Regions from separate parts of the Homo sapiens genome. Here region 2 is linked to region 1. The links are chromatin loops, found by intact Hi-C in ENCODE. Cell type or tissue: HCT116. All regions are shown on one strand.

The links. Hi-C counts contacts between places; a loop is a spot of excess contacts. Peaks named below come from ENCODE experiments on the same cell type or tissue, not always from the same donor. Only the 100,000 strongest peaks of a DNase experiment are listed, where the experiment ranks them.
Region 2: it touches region 1 in a loop (6-fold over the local background); 2 of 110 quality-filtered maps call a loop at or near these places.

The regions. Positions count from the first base shown.
Region 1 is chr16:86,072,011-86,074,510 of GRCh38, reverse strand. No RefSeq gene overlaps it. Among named protein-coding and RNA genes, the nearest start is that of LINC01082, 120 kb to the left of the region's middle. RefSeq lists an enhancer at 1-135. In HCT116, a CTCF peak has its summit at 1,506 (motif pointing left); a DNase peak (open chromatin) is centred at 1,510.
Region 2 is chr16:86,251,656-86,254,155 of GRCh38, reverse strand. The region is part of intron 3 of LINC01081 (long intergenic non-protein coding RNA 1081); the gene reads left to right. Among named protein-coding and RNA genes, the nearest start is that of LINC01081, 33 kb to the left of the region's middle. In HCT116, CTCF peaks have their summits at 1,124 and 1,324 (motif pointing left); a DNase peak (open chromatin) is centred at 1,275; H3K27me3 peaks cover 535 bases.

The DNA of each region.
Region 1 (2,500 bases):
TCTTTGATAAAAGAGTGTTGACTGGGTTGCACGCTTTAAATGGTTAATTGTATGTTATGTTAATTTCACTCCAGTAAAAGAAAAGATTTGTGTTTTTCTCCACTGTCTGCCCCTCATCCCACTCACACTCACTCACACACTCGCAGACTCACTCGCACACACACTCGCTCACACTTGCATACTCATATACACACACTCGCACATGCTTGCACACTTATACACACTCATCCTTGCACACACTTATACACACCTACACACACTTGCACACTCATACACTCATACACACTCACTCACTCACATAAGCACTAGCAGATCCACTGTACCCCAGGAGGGACCTACAGACACAGGGTGGACGCCGAGATAATTCCCCAAACTCTCTCCCTGGAACCCCACTGACCTTTTCAAGGGGCTGTCAGAGGAGAAATGAACTCACTGGATTAAGGCAGAGAACAGGACTCAGGTGGAAGAGGCCAGGCTGGGGGCATTCTGATAAGTGGGGAAGAGGAGAGACATCAGCCCCTAGGACCACACCCAGACCTGTGGGGCCGCATGTCAGGGAACCCTGGACAGTCCTGGGCAAGCAGGGGCAGCCAGGGTGGGAGGGGGGCTCTCGAGTGAGAGGAGAGAGTCCACCCTTGTCTGTTATCACATTGAAAACTCACACCTCTGCAAAGGTGGACTATGTCCTCAGCCTGTAGCTGGGTAAACTGAGGCTCAGAGACACAAACTGACCTCAGATCACATGTCCAGTTAGTGGTAGCGCCAAGAATCAGCCTCAGTTCCGCTCCACACCCAGAGATAAAGGTGAACTGCAGATCCGCCTAGGTCCACGATATCCGACATAATTAAGCTTTCAGAGGCTTGTACTGCCCGAGGCACCCAGGCTAGGAGCCTTCCCCTCTCCTTTGACTCTGGACTTTTGTGCTAAAAGGAACTTCAAGAGGAGTTAATATGGCATCCCATTTAACGGAAGAGTAAACGGACCAGAGAGGTTAAGTGATTTGCCCAAGGTCTCACAGCTAATTAGGACCAGACCAGACCCACAGCACAGGCTTCCTGCGTGCCCCCCTTCCCCGCCCTCCGCAAGCGGGGTGACTCCCAGGCTCACTGCAGGTGTCTCCAGGGCAGGTCTGCTCCCACAGATTCCGTGACCATGACACCTGCAGGCATTGCTGGGCTGCACCTGATCCATCAGACCTTCAAACACCTGTAGAAACCGAGGTCCATTCCTGAGCTCATCAAAAATCTAACCCACGCCCCCCGCAAGTCCTTCAAAATTCTGGAAAGAGAGAAGGTTTTTTGAAACCTAGAAGGAAACAATTGCCCAATTGCCTGTGCATCAAATCAAGTGATTTTTTCCCCCACTCACACGGACTGTGGGATTTTTTTTTTTTTTTTTTTTTTTTGAATCTCCCATCAATTTCAGAATTTCAAAGAGGAAAAAAAAAGTGAGCCCTTCTGGGCAGAGCAATTCCAAGCGGCTGGGAATCAGCTGCCCTCTGCTGGACAAACGAGGATGTGGCCAAGTTGATGGTTCTTGCTCACGGGCGACTTAAAGAAATATCTGAGCCCCTTGGCGATCCCCAATATTATTTCAGATCCAGTTCAGATCCAGCGTGATAGGATTTGTGCTTTTTATAGCAGCTGGATTTGTATTTTCTGAAAAACTAACAGCTACCCAGAACCCAGAACTGCTTTTAAACTATAATCGCGCCTTTATTGGGCCACTGCTGTCTGCTGAGCCCTGTTCTAGGCACGGGGTATGCAGCTGTGGCCTGGACGGAGTAAACCCCGCCCCGTGGAGGCTGCCTGTTCTAGTTGGGGCCACAGACGATCAGCAAATTAACAAAGCAATTAACAAAAAAGCCAGGTGGTTGTAAATGCTGCGAAAAATAAATCTCTGAGGCAGGTACGGAGTGGTCGGGGTGATGGCTGATGCTGTGTGGTGGGGGCAGGGGGGCAGGCAGGCAACTCTGAGCCAAGATCTGAATGCAGGGAGAGCGGGAGTCACCTGGCGGTCTGGGGGAAGAGTGCTCCTGGCAGAGGAAACAGCCGGTGCAAACGCTTGGAGGATGGGGTGTTTTTGACTGGTTGAAAGGAGTGTAAGAGAGGGCCAACATGTCTGGGACAGAGGGACAGAGGGGAAGCGGGGAGAGAGATGGTCAGGGGCCATCTCAACAGCCCCCGTGGACATTTAAATCAGAGTTAGGTCCCAGTAAATATTGGAGAGAATCACTCCATCTCCGGGTGATGCTCTGGCTTTTGTGAATTGAGGGACTCCTTGAGGATGGGACCACAGTGGGAGGCTAGGGTGGGGCAAGAATACAAACAGGAATCCCAGAGCTTCCGGGAACCAGGAGGACCTGGGAGATCATCTAGTGAAGTCCAGCTTCCCCAGCTTTAATCATAGCAGTGGCGACAGCAGGTCTGACTGGGGAGCCCTGACCAGCCGAGCAGCCCTTTGTGCTGGGTTGAATGGTGTCCCTCCAAATGTGTGTCC
Region 2 (2,500 bases), 180 kb before region 1:
GTGGAAGGATCTTTTGAGCTCAGGAGGTTGAGACTGCAGTGAATCATGATCGTGCGACTGCACTCGACAGAGCTAGACCCTGTCTAAAAATAAAAAATAAATTTTGTTAAAAATCAGTCCAATAAATTTGATTTCTACCCTTTGCTATCTTTAATACCAAGCAACATAACCACTTTGAGGCTCAGCTTCTCCATCACTAAAATAGACACCATAGAATAGTTAGTAAAATATTATGATGATTAAATACTTAGTACAGGTTAGCACATGGGAAAGGTTCAAAGTGATAGCTGTCATTATCATCATAAGGAGTGTTTATTTCATCCTCACTATTTAAATAATGTACATCAGTCAGGAAAATAGAAACAACACCAGCCTTGTGTTGGGGGACGGGGCTGAGGGGTAAAAGTCGTCATCACATAAAATTTGCTATTTTCTGGCTGGGCGTGGTGGCTCATGCCTGTAATCCAAGCTCCTTGGGAGGCCAAGATGGGCAGATCACCTGAGGTCAGGAGTTTGAGACCAGTCTGGCCAATGTGGTGAAACCCAGTCTCGACTAAAGATAAAAAAATTAGCCAGGCGTGGTGGCACATGCCTGTAATCCCAGCTACTTGGGAGGCTGAGGCAGGAGAATCGCTTGAACCCGGGAGGCGGAGGTTGACATGACCAGAGATTGCTCCATTGCACTCCAGCCTGGGCGACAGAGTGAGACTCCATCTCAAAAAAAAAAAAAAAGAAAAAAAAAAAAAATTTACTATTTTCACCATTTTTAACTACAATTTGGTGGCATTAAGTACATTCACATTATTGTGCACCCATCACCATTATTCATCGCTATAGCTTTTTCATCTTCCCAAACTGAAGCTCGATACTCATTAAACATATCAGTTATTTTAACACAGAGAATTTAATATAAATATGTTTTAAAATCTAGTTATTGGAACACTGAAAAGAGGCAAAAGGGAACTTTAAGATACTGCAGAGGCAAGAATTACAGATGGACTCAGCTAACACCTCCAGGGCTAGGACGACAAAGGGAAGAGGTTGAGGTTAGGAGAATTTGGGAGCTTGGAGGAGGGGTCCTATGGAGGTAAGACCCAGACCCTCGAGGAAACAAAGCTAAGCAGCTGAGGCTGGCGTCTCTGAAGGGTGGGGGTGGAGGGGTGCAGCATGGATGGGGGAAGAGATTCTGGAAAGTGGAACCAGCTGCTTCTGACAAGGTGAAACCCATTGATGCTGGGATGCTGATGGGAGGGGAAGGAGCTCGGCTCTCCTGCCTTCTCCTGCGTTGCCCTCTAGCGCCCCCTATTTGTGTAACCAAACAGGGAGCAGCTGGCAATGGTGAAGTGGGGTTGCCCAGCCCCACTGGAGCATCACTATGCAAAGAACAGAAGGACAGTGTATGAGGGCCCGGGGACTGCCGTAACAAAATACCATGACCTGGGTGACTCACAGCAACAGAAACGTATTCCCCCACATTCTAGAGGCCAGAAGTCCAAAGTCAATGTGTCAGCTCCCTCTGAGTGCTCTAGGGGAGAATCCTTCCTGCCTCTTCCAGCTCCTGGTGGCTCCAGGCTGTCCTTGTCTTGCGGCTGCAGTGCTCCAATCTCTGTCTCCATCCTCTTGTGGCCTGTCCCCTCCCTGTGCATCTCTTCTTCTTTTAAGGACTCCAGTATTCCCCAATACTGAATTGGGGCCCATTCTAATTCCCACTGCAGATGGTTCTGGAGCTGAGAGACAAGAGCTTTATAACCAGCACAGGCATTGTTCTGAAACTCAGGTGATAGGGCCCACATCTACTTACACAAGGCACGCAGGACTTTCAGTGCCTCTGTTTCCCCGTCTGTAAAATAGGGGATTGGATTAGCAAACAAGTGAAGATCAACTATGTGCAAAGGCTCCAGGCCACATGTGCCAAATATGAGAGAGCAAGGCCCAGTTCCTGCTCTCCAGGTGCTTCGGGTGAACAATGGCAGCTCCGAGTGAGCAGTGCAGGTGACCTCAAGGGAAGGGAGCTTGGGGAAGGTCCACGCCATGTGGGCATTGCAGGATGCCTGGGTGAAAACCCCTGTTTGTTTGACCTAGTGGAGGACAAGAGCCACCCAGCTGGGTGTGGATGGATGTGTGGATTTATAGGATCGCCATGCCTTTCCCGAAGCTTTTTGATGGAATTGAGGGATCCCAGACGGGGCACAGAACTCACACGCACAGTGCTTGAAGTGGTTTTCAAAGGACAGGCTGCAGCTTCCATATTCATCTGACTGAGAGTAATGTAAACTGCCTCCCTCACTAGAGCTACAGTTTATTTGTACAGTTTGGGCCATTTCTGTAAACATTTGACCCATTTCGAAATCCAATCCAAAAGGAAAGCAAATGAGGGCTTTTATATTGTGCAATGGAATTCACGATCGACGGCGGTAACATTTTACCTATTGCAATGTATTGAATGCTGCATTCAAGAAGTAAGATAAAGGAATTTTTAAACATCTCAAAACTCAGGGAG